Linked DNA regions of Homo sapiens: region 2 is linked to region 1. Evidence: read pairs that join two places in POLR2A ChIA-PET (ENCODE). Cell type or tissue: A673. All regions are shown on one strand.

The links. ChIA-PET counts read pairs that join two places held together with the same protein. Peaks named below come from ENCODE experiments on the same cell type or tissue, not always from the same donor. Only the 100,000 strongest peaks of a DNase experiment are listed, where the experiment ranks them.
Region 2: POLR2A ChIA-PET joins it to region 1 with 17 read pairs; 2 of 35 experiments call an interaction of 5 or more read pairs at or near these places.

What each region holds. Positions count from the first base shown.
Region 1 is chr16:24,974,414-24,982,413 of GRCh38, reverse strand. ARHGAP17 (Rho GTPase activating protein 17) reads left to right here. Exons shown (of 20, transcript NM_001006634.3): 2 at 3,409-3,448; 3 at 5,095-5,199. Among named protein-coding and RNA genes, the nearest start is that of ARHGAP17, 37 kb to the left of the region's middle. In A673, no CTCF peak of the experiment used is centred here; DNase peaks (open chromatin) are centred at 3,973 and 4,553; H3K4me3 peaks cover 353 bases; H3K27ac peaks cover 6,004 bases.
Region 2 is chr16:25,155,094-25,163,093 of GRCh38, reverse strand. LCMT1 (leucine carboxyl methyltransferase 1) reads right to left here. Exons shown (of 11, transcript NM_016309.3): 6 at 1,890-1,992. Among named protein-coding and RNA genes, the nearest start is that of LCMT1-AS2, 10 kb to the right of the region's middle. In A673, no CTCF peak of the experiment used is centred here; no DNase peak of the experiment used is centred here.

The sequences.
Region 1 (8,000 bases):
TTGTTTTTTTGAGACAGAGTCTTGCTCTGTTGCCTAGTCTGGAGTGCAGTGGCACGATCTTGGCTCACTGCAACCTCCGCCTCCCAGGTTCAAGCAATTCTCGTGCCTCAACCTCCCAGGTAGCTGGGACTACAGGTGTGTGGCACCACATCTGGCTAATTTTTGTATTTTTAGTAGAGATGAGGTTTTGCCATGTTGACCAGGCTGGTCTTGAACTTCTGACCTCAAGTGATCCACCCACCTTGGCTTCCCAAAGTGCTGGGATTATAGGCGTGAGCCACCACCCCCAACCTCTAAAATTGATTTAAAAAAAAAAAATCTAAGCCTGCAAATCTAAAATTGATTTTATTAATGTAATATATATATAGCCTCCACAAACACAGGAAACAAAGGGGAAATTTCTTTTTAAACAGTACATTAACATTTTCATATAATATATTCAATATAGTTTTCAGCCTCCAGACCTTTTCATGTAAAGTACCTCTAAAGCAGAGGGTCCAGTTAATTTGAAAAAAATGGCTGGAAATACACTGATTTTCTTTACATTTTAGATACTCTGAGGTATGTTTTCTGTTGTGCATTTGTAGAGCTTGACATTGGACCAATTCTTTAAGTTAGGCACACTTCACCCCTGGCCATATCAATCAAGCATGCTACTTAAAAGTGTAAGTAACATGCTATTTTTAAAAAACCTCAAAACTGTGATTCATGTAGTTTAAAAAGTCAAATAATATAGTAAAAGACTTACCACAAAATACGGTGGGTTCACTCCCTACTCTCTGAGATTTCCCAACTCCAGAAGCAACTACTTTGAAATATTAACAGTTTATTGTGACATTTATTCATATTCATAATTATAAGTAATATGTGTAAACTATCGTTTGGGTTATCAAATTAGTTACTGTCTGTTGACTTTCTGTTCTGATAAATGAGGGTTTAGGGCCCTTTCCCTCTGCTTCTGCTCCCCCCATCCTTTCAATACAGTTATAATTTTTCATTGTATTACTATTTGATATTTATATTATGTCCAATCAATTATTTGCAGCTGAGCATACTAGTTACTATGACTATCTTTATGTTTCCAGTGGACTTTTTGTTTTTCCTGAAGTTAATACTTGCCTCGTTTTTATGTTTGCTTTATTTTCTTTGTGGCTGTTGCAGCACTGTGCTCATAACTGTTTAACAACTGCCAAGCTCCTATTTGAATTGTTTGCAGTTGTTTATGTTTTTGATTTCAAGTACCAGTGTGAGGTTACTGAGCAAGGAGTTGGGAGAAGATGCACATGGTTGGTTGGTCTGAGTTGGCTCTAGCATACCTCTGAGCTATTACTAACTTTCCCACATCTGCTTATAGCCCACATTGGGATTGTAGAGCAAGTTCTTCTCTTCTTCTGTTATTTTTTAAAAAATAATTTGCTCTGAAAAAGGACATATTTGTTCTGATTCTCAGGTTGAATCTCTTTTTTTGAACTTGTGAAAATTTTAATAGGCCTTGAGACTTCTCTGTGTATACTCGTACTTACAGAAGGAAGTCATTTTAGAGTTGAGGTGGATTCTGTGAGAGGTATACAGGGCCCTGTCCAGATTTGGGGGTTTTGGCTAGGGAAGAAAGGCAAAAGTTACCCATTCCCTGGTGGCATTTTGCTAAAGGAGGGATGAGGCATTGGCGAGAGGAATGGGGGCGTCTAATGGTGAAACTATGACGATCTCATGCCAGGTGTGTTCTTGCTAGGCTGACTGTCAGGTTTCTTTTTGAGTCTGGTTCTTTGACCTCATGGTCAGCTGGGGCCCTGCTTCCCTTCCCTAACTGGTATGACTACCTGTGTTTGGCTCTTCAGCAATGCCTGGCACCTTGCTTGCCAAGCAAGGTCTAGGGTAGCATATGTTGGCCTGTTGCTGGTGGAACCTTTTCATAGAGTTGAAAATTGGCTGCCTCTGGAAGCTGGGGCCTTGGCTTTGTCTCTAGGCCCTGATCCTCTGGCCCTGGGAAGTATTTGAGTCAGGTCAGCATTCCAGTTTCCTGCAGAAACTGGTGAGTGAGCCACCCTGTAGGCATCTCCAGGTTGACTGGGACAGTGCCATGATGACAAGTGTTAGAATCCCCCATGGCAATGCCCTGTTCTGGCTAACGTGCCATTGCCTTAAGTGTAGACTGGAGGAGCTGTGCGCTTCTTTCCCTTGCCCACAGTTGGCACTACTCTGAGCTTAGCAGCATTTCGAGGTCATTCTAGGGGTCTCATTTACTTTCTGGCCCAAGAGCTTTTCCTGCTCTTGCATTGGTTCCCGGCCAAGATCATACAATCCCTGTTCTGAATTTCCGGTTCATTGACAGCCTTCCCCTGACTCCCTTCACTGTTCAGAGCTGAAACATACTTTTTCTTTCTCTTTTAAAAATTTCCTTCACGCCAGGCGCGGTGGCTCACGCATGTAATCCCAGCACTTTGGGAGGCCAAGGTGGGCGGATTACTTGAGGTCAGGAGTTCGGGACCAGCCTGGCCAACATGGCAAAACCCTGTCTCTTCTAAAAATACAAAAATTAGCTGGGCGAAGTGGCACGTGCCTATAATTCCAGCTACTCGGGAGGCTAAGGCACGAGAATCGCTTGAATCCGGGAGGTGGAGGTTGCAGTGAGCTGAGATCACACCACTGCAGTCCAGTCTGGGCAACAGAATGAGACTCTGTCTCAAATAATAATAATAATAATAATAAAATAAAAATTATTATGGTCTGACAGTTGAGACTCCGCCAGCTCGGAATGCCCCCTTCTGATTGCTGGCCACCGTGTTGGTTTAATGGAAGGGTTGATGAAATTAGTAGTAGTTCAAAGCATAGCAGAGAAAGTTGTGGAAACACTTAGTTTCTTTTCAAAGTAAGGATGGAGAGGAAATTTGAAGGAGGAACTAATTGTTATTGTGTGTGGTGGTCTAGGCTTGCATCTTTGCATAACGTTTCTGGTTGTGAACTGAAGTTTAAGCTTCTGTAGAACAGTGTTTTCTCAAAGCCATGTCTCTAGACCTCCTGCAATGGAATTCTGAGCAAGGAGTGGCTGTTAAAAATGCAGGGTCTATTGAATTAGAATAGAATATCCAGAGGGACCTGGGAAATGGCATTTTATATCAGCACCTGCTGCCCTTGGTGATTCTGTGCCTGCTCAAATTTGAGAACCACTACTCAGGATCATTTGTTCTTGTTTTGGGCTGCTATTCCCCACAAAGTTTTGCTTAGTTATTTTTCTTTGGTTTTGCTTAAATTGCTCTCTGATGTAAAAATTGGTAAACTGCCCCTGCCAACCCTTCTAAATTTATTTCTGCCTGTTTTGCTTTAAACTCCAGGCTAATAATTATTAAATTTTAGGAGTTGCCTTTCATTTTTGGATTTCTAACTCTGAATTTTTAATTTTTCCCACAGAGCTGAGAAAACAGAAGTCCTTAGTGAAGATCTATTACAGGTAACAAAATATAGTCTCCTTTAAATGATCTGTTTAAAGGATGGAAAAAAATTCCTATGTGAGAATTGAGGCCTGTGGGCTTTTTTTTTTTTTTTTTTTAACCAGAAACAGAATAAAATTAATTAGTGTGATTTTGAGCAGGAAAGAAAACAGTTTTGTTGCATGATGATGAAAAGGGGATCTGAAACCCAGCTACCTGGGTTCGAATCTCACGTCTGCGCTGGTTAGCTTTGTGGCCTCAGGGATTTACTGAACTTCCCTGCGCCTCAGTTTCCACTTCTCTAAACTGAGGGAAAGGCCTTATCCACCTCACAGGTTGTTAGGAGGGTTTAATGAGTTAAGCAGGAACAGCACTGGGAACGGAGCCTGGCACGTGGTAAGTGCTAGATATTAGTGATCTATTATTATTACTGCCACTGCAAGCCACAGAGACTGTCTGTTTCTGACGTGAAACATCCCTTGATTTGCCCTGTGTTCTTCTGCCTTTTTTTCAGTCTCTGTTAGAGCAGTTGTGTGGCATTTCCCCAGGGGGCTGTGCATCCCAGCGGGGCAGAACCAGCATTTATTTGCTGTTGATTCTTGAATACCTTGCACAGGAACTCAGTAGACATGGGCCCTCTCAACGAATATTAAATGAGCACCTTCTGTTTCTGTGAAAGATAACGTCCCAGGCACTGGGAGAAATCAGTGAACAAAACAGATCCAGGCTTCTGTCCTTGTGGAGTTTACATTCTAGTGGAAATTGGAATCAAAATTAAATCATGGAATTTGTTCATTTTTTGCTTTTCTCTGGTGGCAAATGAATGTGGATTAGTTTTCTAATGTTTGAAAATCTGGTCATTGCAAGATTTGGGGAAGGTAATGTGGAATCTGCTCCTAAATCTCCCATTGCCTGCCAGCCCTGAGTCCTGGGGCTATGGGCTTGGATCTGAAGAAACGCTGCCCTTTTGAGAAAGAGGCACAGACCATCTCGATGCGTAAAATGGTTTGGGGTCAAATGTATTCTGTTTTGAATTTGTTGATTTATCTTTAAAATAGAAAGCATCCCAAAGGGCCTGCTCTCATTCTTCATGAGTCATCAGAATACACATTTTTGGCATTCCTTCCTGTAAAAAGCGGCTCTCTTTGCCATAAACAGCCATATTCTAGCAATAGTATTTTGGGAAGCTGCTTATGATGCGTGGGTCCCCTAAGTCAGTGTTTCTTATTGCTGACTGTCCATTCTGCTTTAGAGGTTTATTTAAAACACACACACACACACCCCAAACCCAATAAGGAATAATTTTGAAAACACAGATCTTGCAGTTAAATTGTGGAACGTTTATTTTGCTGCTTCTGTCTGATGTACATTGTGTGGAAGGCTCAGTTGCCATGAACTGGAGAGAGCTCTTTGGCATCTCTGGTTTTTTCCAGTTGGCAGTGGGTCTGGGCCCGGATCATTCATTTTCATTTCTGCCTGGTCCAACCTGGTGCTTTTCTGGTGCTGTAGTGTGTAAACTGACTGGCGCCACTCAGTGTGATAGCAAGGTGTAGCCAAGATCATCCCTTTTCCCTGCATGTAGATTCAGCCATGCTTTTCCTACCAGCATGCAGACACCACAAAAGAAAGAGGATGAATTTGTTCTCTTTTGTCTCTGCCTTGTCAGATTGAGAGACGCCTGGACACGGTGCGGTCAATATGCCACCATTCCCATAAGCGCTTGGTGGCATGTTTCCAGGGCCAGCATGGCACCGATGCCGAGAGGAGACACGTGAGTATCAGATGTGACTCAGACCCACAGTTCCTGCGTCTCTCTGAGGCTTTTCAACCCCTGGATTGGTTGGTTGTCCTAAGTGGCATCAGTGGATCAGCCTTTGGTGACTTCTATCACCAAGCACGCTCATGACACCTGCGTGACCATAGCATTCTTTTGTGTTTAAGACATCGCTGGGCTGGAAGCCCTCCTTACACGGAATCTTCTCCAGGTGCTTTTAAAAGCTCCACGATCATGTGTCATTGATAAGAGAATGGCTGTGTCGGTTATGCATCTTTTGCTGGCAGAAAGCGGAAAGCCTGTCTTAAATTGACATTGAAGTAGAAGTAATGTATTGGTTTGCTAACTGAAAAGTCCAGAGGTTGGGATGGACTTGAGGTCAGGGTTTATCTAACATTTTAGTAATGTAATGAAAAACCCAGTTTCTTTCCTTCTCTCTCCTGTGCCCTCAGTGTCTGCTTTGTCCCTAGACAGGCATCCTCATGATGGCAAGTTGGCTATTGGCAGCTTCTATGGGCTGCTTGTTCCTTGAGTGTGGCCAGTGGGAGTAGAGAGCCTCTCTCCCAGTAGTTCCCCTCCCCTCCCCTCTCGCCTCTTTTTCTTTTTTCTTTTCTTTTTGCTTCCCTTCCCTTTCCCCTTTCCCCTTTCCTTTCCCTTCTCTTCTCTTTCTTTTCTTTTCTTTCCTGACAGGGTCTCACTCCATGACCCAGGCTGTAGTGTGGTAGTACAGTCACAGCTCACTGCAGCCTCAAACTCCTGGGCTCAAGAGATCCTCCTGCTTCAGTCTCCCAAGCAGCTGAGACCACAGTACACACCACCATGCCTGGCTAATTTTTTAAATTTTTTTGTAGAGATGGGGATCTTGCTTTGTTACCTAGGCTGATGTAGAACTCCTGGCCTCAAGCAGTCCTCCCACCTGGGCCTTCCAAAGTGCTGGAATTACAGGCATGAGCCACCATACTTGGCCCCAGTAGTTTTTCTTGATGGAGTGAGAAAGCTGCTTTTTCCAAGCTCTTGGCAGATTGAAAGCGCGTTCCATTGCATTGATTTGTGTGGAGTTACATTCCCCGTTTTTGACTGTTTCTGTTCCACCCTAGTTACCATGGATAGGGGGTGAGGTGGGGTGAGGAGATGGGATGTGCCGATTGGTTTAAGTTAGTTTGGCCCAGACCTAGAGCATGGGCTGTGGTCCTACTCCTAGCTCATAGACTTTATCAAGGCCAGGGTAGATCCCTGAGAAAAATCAGGATACTAGTATAGAGAGGAAGAGGGATGGACTCTAGGAGAGCCATCCGGTGTCTTTTCCAAGGTCCACTTGTTCAGAGCGTTCAGTTCCTAGGTAGAGCCAGTGGAGCACAGCAGCCTTTGTTCATGAGGGAGTTCCATCCTTGCTTTTACAAGTCCCCAGCTTATGAGCATGCGGTAAACCTTAGACCCCATGCAACATTGAAGTGACAGTTTCGGTGACACACAGGGAAGCTATGATTTGGTGTATTGTCACCAGGTGTCTCAAAAGTGAGAACTATTAATAGTATGCAGATGATCTGTGTTACCCTTTTATGTTTCCTACAGACTTTTATGGGGCACCCTGGCAGCAGGGTTTTTCCACTCTTGCACAACAGTGAGGATTCTGCAATCATGTCTGTCATAGGAATGGAAGTTTGCATACACCTATGCTTCCACACTTGCCTCAAAGCTCTGTCCCTCGGAACCAGACCCAGCCTACTGGTTCTGCTTCCTGGAGCTCCTTGTCCTTCTGTTGCCTTCTTCTGCTCTGCTTACCCTTTTCACATTGTTTCATTAAGTTCTCTGCTTCTCTTATTCTCCAAGTCATATTCTCTGGGCCACCTCCTCTGTTCTTATGGCTTCTAACTGATGTGTTTATGCCAGTGACTTCTAAGCCATTTTCAACCAAGCAAAAAACTTCCTCTCTTAGATGTCTATTCTAGCATGCATGATCAGTTCTTCCTTCTGTGTTGACTCTCTGAATTCCATCCACCCTTTTATGCAGGCTGGAAACTGGGGGGCTTTCTTATATTCCTTGTTATTTTTTATTTTCAAGACAGGGTCTCACTCTGTTGTCCGTGCTGGAGTGTAGTGGCACGATCCCGGCCCATTGCAACATTAACCTCCTGGGCTCAAGCCATCCTTCGACCTCAACCTTTAAGTAGCTGGGACTACAGGCTTGCGCCACCAAGCCTGGCTAATTGTTTGTTTGTTTTTTTCGTAGTAGAGATGAGGTCTCATCTGTTGCCCAGGCTGGTCTTGAACTCCTGGGCTCAAGCAGTTCTCCCGCCTTGGCCTCTCAAAGTGTTGGGATTACAGGCATGAGCTACTGTGCTGGGCCTCGCTTTTATTTTATCCTCCAAACCCCATAACTGCCTAATTAGAAAGTCCTTTGATTTCTCTCTGTGAATATTTTAAATTGCTCATCTCCATTGCATCTCTACCACCTTGGCCTTAATGCAAGACCTGACTCCCTCTCACCTGGACTGTTGTAGTCACCTCCTGAGCTACATTTCCTGTCTGTAATTTCCTTTCCAGTCTGTCTTCAACCTGATCACCAGAGTCAATTTCCTGAAACACAAATCAACCCTATTATCCTCCTGCCTAAAAAAAAAAATCTTGGCTCAGTGGTTCTTAACAGGGACCAGAATTACACCCCTGGGGGCATATGGAAATGTGTAGAGACAGTTCGGTCATCACAGGGACTGGCAGGCACCACTGGCATTTGGAGGGTGAACCGAGATGCTAAGCATTTTTTGTTTGTTTGTTTGTTTTTTGAGATGGAATCTTGC
Region 2 (8,000 bases), 180 kb before region 1:
GCTCACGAGTTCAAAACAAGCCTGGGCAATATGGTGAAACCTTGTCTCTACAAAAATTAAATGGGTGTGGTGGTGCACTGCTGTGGTCCCAGCTACTCAGGAAGCTGAGGTGGGAGGATCACTTGAGCCTGGGAGATTCATGCTGCAGTAAGCACAGATCACGCCACTGCACTCCAGCCTGGGTGACAGAGTAAGACCTTGTCTCCAAACAAAAAGTTCCAAAATTATACGCATAGCATAATCACATTTTAAAGAAAAACATATATTTACAAATTTTGGGATAAAATCTTTTAAGGTGGTTATCTCTAGGTATTGGGATTAGGAATTATTTTTATCTTCTCTTCGAGGAACCATCAAAATCATCAGCAACAATTAAAACTACAGAAATGAATAGCATTTCTCAGAGATTTCAGCATCTTCAACTGCTAACACTTACAGGTGGGTTCTATTAGTATTCACATTTTCACATTTTTCTTTTTCTTTTCTTTTCTTTTTTTTTTTTTTTGAGATGGAGTCTTGCTCTGTTGTCCAGGCTACAGTTCGATGTCATGATCTTGGCTCACTGCAACCTCTGCCTCCTGGGTTCAAGTGATTCTCCTGCCTCAGCCTCCTGAGTAGCTGGGGTACAGGCGCCCACCACCACGCCCAGCTGATTTTTTGTATTTTTAGTAGAGATGGGGCTTCAATATGCTGGCCAGGCTGGTCTCGAACTCCTGACCTCAGGTGATCTGCCCACCTCGGCCTCCCAAAGTGCTGAGATTACAGGCATGAGGCACCACGCCCAGCCTATAACTCACATTTTTCCGAAGAGGAAACAGATGCAGAGAAGTGAAGTAAGTTATCCAAAGTCATGGTCTAGTGCATATTCCTGTCAGGATTCAAACCTGTGCAGCTGGACTCGGTTCCCAGACTCATGAACTACAATGAACATCCTCCTTATGCATATATGCAAGATCTTCTCAAGGAGACACCCACGAAAGTGGAACTGCTATGTATGGTACACATACTTACAATGTTACTAGATACTTTCAGATTGCTCCTCACAGTAGTTGTACTGTGATAATGCCAGCAGTGGCATTATCATTCCCTATCCCCCACATCCTTGTCAACACTTGATATTGTCAGCTGTTACATTTTTGCCAACTTGGTGACAGTAAAATAGAATTTCATCTGATTATCACTGATGCCCAATACCTGTTTCATATGATATTCAGTTTCTTCTTTGAGCTGCCTGGTAATCTATATTTTGCCCATTTTTCTGAGGTTTTTTTTTTTAATAGTAGCTGTTCTTTATATATTCTGGATGCTAATCTTTTCTTTATATGTTACAAATATGTTTCTATCCATAAATTATCTTCTCTCAAACTTTTATATGAAATTAGGCACTAGTATTTTTACAAAGTAACACAGGTGATTCTGATGTAGAAACAGACTTGAACAGTATTGCTTTAAAAATTTCAGAAAACTACCCAGCACTTTGGGAGGCCAAGGCAGGCGGATCACCTGAGGTCGGGAGTTTGAGACCAGCCTGACTACATGGAGAAACCCCATCTCTACTAAAAATACAAACTTAGCCAGGCATGGTGGCGCATGCCTGTAATCCCAGCTACTCAAGAGGCTGAGGGCAGGAGAATCACTTGAACCTGGGAAGTGGAGGTTGCAGTGAGCTGAGATTGTGCCATTGCACTCAGCCTGGGCAACAAGAGCAAAACTCCACCTCAAAAAAAAAAAAAAGAATTTTTTTCAGAAAACTAGGTAGCAATGAAATGATAAAACTCTTAAAGAATAAAAAATGGAACATGAATATCATGCTGTACTTCCGACTGGCCTTATCTCATAATTAGCATAAAATCACAAATGCAGAAGAGGTTTAAAAAAAAAAATCTCACTGTGTATTCATGTTACATTTCTTTAGCTTCTCTTCCAGTTCAGACAGGTCTCGGAGATCTGCTCCAATAACGGCATATCTCTTTGAATCCAGTATGTGTCCATCTGCAAATGCAATCAGAGGCTATAATTTTAATGAATATGTCTTTTCCAAAGTTATAGTAGCCTTATGGTTTTTCCTTACTATAAAAATACATGCATCATTGTTAAAAAAAAAAAATACGTAAGAGGAGGGTAAAAATTAACCAAAATCCTATCTTCCAAAGATAACTATTCGTGTTTTGGTGTGTAACATTTCAGCCTTTTGTCCTATGTGCTTAAGTTATTATACACAACAAAAACACATCCCCTCTCATGCACATGGTGCGCACACACATACACACATCCTGAATAGAGAAAAGAAAATGGGACCACCCAATATGTGGTTTGAAAACTGCTTTTCCTACGTAACAACAGCATCAGGGACATCCTTCTGTATAATGATTTCATAGCATTCCATTGACTGGATAAAACATAACTTATTTAGCCAATCCCTCACTATGAGACATGGTATTTCTAAGTTTTCCCCATCTAGGCATTTAAGCACCCTTGTATAGACATCATGAAGCATCTGTCCAGTTATTTCTTTAAAGTAGATAGTATGAGTGGAATTAAGAGATCAGAGGGTAAGCCTATTTAAATATGGGGACCCATTAGCAGGCTGCTCTCTAAATGTTACGCCAATTTGTGTTATGTTTTAAAAAAGACAGTTTATGTACTAATGTATTTACAAATAAAATGACAGCATTTGCTTTGAAAGACTCCAGCAGAGGTGGGATGAAATGGTTATCTATAGTGATTATTCTCAGGCTTCAGTGGTCATCAGAATCAACTGGGTGGCGTGCTAAACCAGATTGATAGGCTCCACCCCAAATTTCTCATTCACTACATCTTTCACTAGCAGAAATTTACATTTCTATTGGCTGGGCACGGTGGCTCACGCCTGTAATCCCAACACTTTGGGAGGCCAAGATGGGTGGATCACAAGGTCAGGAGATCGAGACCATCCTGGCCAACATGGTAAAACTCCGTCTCTACTAAAAATACAAAAATTAGCTGGGTGTGGTGGCGCATGCCTGTAATCCCAGCTACTCTCGAGGCTTGAACCTGGGAAGCGGAGGTTGCAGTGAGCCGAGATCATGCCACTGCACTCCAGCCTGGGCGACAGAGTGAGGCTCCATCTCAGTTAAAAAAAAAAAAAGTTAACAAATTTTTTTTTAAAGAAAGAAAATTGCTTGATTTTATTATTCACTCAACTTCCAGACATTATTCACTCAACTTCCTTGAGGGTACAAACCATTGCAGGAGCTGAAACATCAACAGCTACCCATACTACTGCTAATAATTCAGGTTCTCTTGGCTCTGAGAACTTCAGCAAAAAAGCTGAAAAGGCTAACCTATAACATGTAAATAGGTTCTCATTTATCATCTTGATAACTCCACTTGGCTGATTCAAATACATATGGCTACACACCATAAGCTAAAGAAACACCTCCTAAGAGCCTGCTAGATGTCAGGAAAGCAATAAAGGGCAAGCAGGGAACCCAAAGTTGGCCCCAGGGTGTCACGAGTCAGGAAAGTAATATAAAGAATATGGCATGTATCTGGGTGCGGTGGCTCACGCCTATAATCCCAACAACTTGGGAGGCCCAAGCAGGAGGATGGCTTGAATGAGGAGTTCAAGACCACCCTGGGCAACACAGCAAGACTGTCTGTACAAAAAAATTTAAAAAATTAGCTAGGTGTGGTGGCATATGCCTGTAGTCCCAGCTACTCCGGAGGCTGAGGTGTGATGGCTTGAGCCCAGGAGCTCAAGGCTGCAGTGAGCTATGATCGTGCCTCTGCACTCCAGCCTGGGCAACAGAGCAAAGACCTTGTCTCTACAAAATAAAAGAATACGAAGGTAGTTGCCTACCCTATTAGGAAAATAATTCCAAAATGCCTGTGTAACTTCTTGCAAATAACAAATATATTAATAATAAGCACATTTGGAATGAGTTTTTCCATCCCTGGCCAAACAACAACAAATAATACACCAGAATATTAACACATGAAGTCTAGTACCATGTAGTTCAGGGGAGATCTCTCTTACTCACATTAGGATCTAACATTAGCATGTAAAGCAAAAATCACACATCATCATGATTATTCTTGTAAGTTGTACACAAGGTACATCTGAGCTGAAGGGAGTCAGTGACTTGAGGCTCACCCGCCACTCTGCAGTGGCCCAGCCGTATGTGGTGGCATACTGGTATACCACATGGGAAGCACTGGACAAGACGACCTTGAGATCCCTTTGAATGATAGAATTTGATGACTTGAGTAACTCACACCAGCATCCCATGATTCAGTTGCTCTTCTTAAGTCAGGGGCTACTCAAGCTGTAGGGAAATAACAGGTCCATTATCTGTCCTTGAAGGATGCTTTATCATTATTTTGTAGGGAACTGAATGTATTTGTGGAGGACAGGCTCAGAGCAAGTTTCGAAGGAGTTTTATAATTCTGGGAAAATAAAGCCATTTGTATAAAATCTAGCACTGGCAAGAGGCCATGAGAACAGAAAAATCCTTATCTGTCTGGAATGCTTCTGAGAGCTGGTGGGAAAGATAACTTGGTTGCCAAAATGAGATCTACAATCCCTTCTTTTCCTACATTCTATTTCGTGAGAGAAAAATGTAAGGCAACTGAAATCATTTTGTGTGATACTTACAGAACTTTCTAAAGAAACAGACCGGCCGGGCGCAGTGGCTTATGCCTGGAATCCCAGCACTTTGGGAGGCCAAGACAGGCGAATTGCTGAAGGCCAGTTCGAGACCAGCCTGGCCAGAATCTCTACTAAAAATACAAAATTAGCCAGGCGTGGTGGTGCACACCTGTAATGCCAGCTACTTGAGAGGCTGAGGCATGGGAATTGCTTGAACCCAGGAGGCGGAGGTTGCAATGAGCTGAGAGTGTGCCACTGCACTCCAGCCTGGGTGACAAATCAGAGCAAGACTCTGTCTCAAAAAAAGAAAAAAGCAAGTATTGTGCCAATGTGGATGTGGAACACAGGGGTGGTGTCCAATCTGATTCCAAGGTGAAGCTGTAAAGTGCCCTACAGGGCACGCATCTCAGGAAGCAATTCTGGGTGTTTAAGAATGAAGTAAAAATGGTATTTTTATTTCATTTTATGTGTACTTTTTTTTCAAATGACTAATAAGTTGTTAGGACATAAATACTTCAGCTGTTTAAACCCAACTAATTAAAAAGAACTGCTGAGTGTGTTTTTTGGCTCAGGGGTACTATGAAAACATTACTGAGACAAATTACTGGGAAGCAAGAAAGGTGGGGACCCCCTGGCCTAGCCCAATGCCTGCTACACAGCAGAGGTCTTCTGTGAAGATGACCACAAGTGATTAAATCCAGGCAGGTGCTGGAATGAGCCCAGCTGAGAAGTTCCACCTGAATGAACCCAACCCAAAGAATTGTGAGCTAAATAGATGGTTGTTGTTTTAAGCCACATGCTTTGCAGCAGTTTGTTACAGCGCAGAAGCTAATGGATACAAGCTTTAATTATCTGCCTCATTAAGTTTATATACTTTATCGTCCTAATCAGTTTTTTTTTTATTGTTGTTGCTGGTTTTTTTTGAGACAGCGTTGCATTGTATCACCCAGGTTGCAGTGCGGTGGCACGATCATGGCTCATTACAGCCTCGACCCCCCAGGCTGCCTCAGCTTCCTGTGTAGCTGGGACCACAGACGTGCACCACCATGCCTGGCTAATTTTTTTTATTATTTGTATAGATGGGGGGTGGGCGGGTCTCCTTATGTTGCCCAGGCTGGTCTTGAACTCTTGGGCTCAAGGGATCCTCCTGCCTCTGCCTCCCAGAGTAATGGGATTATAGGTGTGAGCCACCAAGCCAGTCTTAAACACTTTTAAGAGGTGATTAGGTCATGAGGTGAAAAGGCATGAGAAAACTGAAGACTTACACAATGTAACACAGTAGTTAAACACATACACACACACACACACACACAAGTGCTGGTGTATCATATGACTAATAATCTCTTCCATCACCGCCAGGTGCATTTCGAGAGATGTGTTGGATCTGTAGTGAACCCCATCAATCCCATTCATGGTATCTTCTATGACAAACTAATTATCATTGTTGATAAGCATTGCAAAGTGACCTTTTAGGTTCACAGATTTTCCTAGGATCCTTCAATTAAAAAAAAAAAAAAAAAAAAGGTAAAATGGAGACAGCCTCAGGCAGATTTCCGGACTGTACAGAGGATTAGTTTGTCTGACCACCCAACTGACACTCATGGGGCACTGAGCCAAGTCCTGGGAATAACTGATGAACAAGAAGACATGGTCCCTGCCCTCATGGGGCTTAAAATCCAGTGGGAAAGAGAGAGAACAAGGGCAAGTGTGGTAAGTTCTACAGAGAAGTTCAGGGTATTGTGGGGCATGTGAAACAGGCTTCTGACTCCCTTTAGAATGGAGTCCAAAATTCTCAGCCGGCTTTATGATCTTTCTCAATCTTGAAGCACGCACCTCCTGCCACCCGAGCCCCAGCCACACTGGCCTTCCCAGCTCTTCCTTCAGTGTGCCCTGGCTGAGATCATCTGTTCCCTAGGTAGTAGGGTCTCCTCCTCACGGCCCAACTGAAATCCTGTTCACATTCTGAAGTGCTTTCACTTGCTGTTCTTTTCTCTTTCTGCCTAATTTCACCAGAGTTGAAGCGGATTACAAAAACACAAACACATTCATCCATTCAAGCAGTCACGTGAGTATTCATTCAACACTGTCTGTGCACTAGGCACTGCTCTTGGTGCAGAGATTACAGTGGTAAACAAGACAGAAGCAGTCCCTGTTCTCAGGAAGCTTACATGGCAGAAGAGGGAGAAAGTGAATCATTAAATAAATGAGTAATCAAGAATATATCAAGGAGCAGTCAGTACCATGAGGAAACTGAAAGAGAAGAGTGTGACATAAGGCGGCAGGAAGGGGGTCTGTCTTTAACCTCGTAGTCAGGGAGGGCCCCTCTGAGGAAGCGGCAGCTGAGCAGATGAGAAGGAGCCCATCAAGCAAAGAGGAGAGAGGAAATGAAAAGGACTGAGGGGAAGAACATTCTTGGCACAGTCAGAGAACAGTAAGATATCTGTGTGGCTAGATCATAGTTACTGTGGTCAAAGGGAAAATCAGGAGCAGGTGCGGGGGCTCACGCCCTTAATCCCAACACTGAGAGGTCGAGGCGGGAGGATTGTTTGACCCCAGGAGTTTGAGACCAACCTGAGCAACATAGCGAGACCCTGTCTCTCCCCAAAAAATTTAAAATCATCTGTGTGTGGCAGCACACAGCTGTAGTCCCAGCTACTCGGGAGACTGTGGCAGGAGGATCACTGGAGCCCAGGAGTTCAAGGCTGCAGTGAGCTGTGACCAATTGCACCACTGTCCTCCAGCCTGAGCAACAACAGAGTGAGACCTTGTCTCAAAAAAAAAAAAAAAGAAAGAAAGAAAGAAAAGAAAGTAAAATCAGGAGGCACGCAGAGGCCTAATGAACAACATGGGTCCTATCCGATAGGGAGTTTTAAGCAAGGAGGTAACAGAACCCAATTTCCCTTTTTCACTCTTTTGAGAGAAAGGGTCATGCTCTGTCACCCAGAATGAAGTGCTGTGGTGCAATCACAGCTCTCTGTAGCCTACAACTCCTGGGCTAAAGGTATCCTCCTGTCTCAGCCTCCCAAGTAGCTAGGACTATAGGCGTGCACCACCATGCCCAGCTAGTTTTTTTTTTATGTTTTTGTGACAGGGTCTCACTAGGTGCCCTCAGCAATGCTCCCACCTCAGCCTTGTGAAGCACTGGGATTACAGGTGTGAGACACCACACCCGGCCTTCCTTTTTAAAAACACCTTCTGACTTTTCATTGTGTGCCCATTTGTACACTTTTGATTTTTTACCCTAGGCAGACTTTAGCTTAAAAAAAAACATCATCAATTCTAAGATGCATCCTTTCACATTTTAACATTCCTGAAATCAGGATGCATCTAACAGTTGGTGATGTGTCAGCTTAAGTGTCGGCACTTTTTC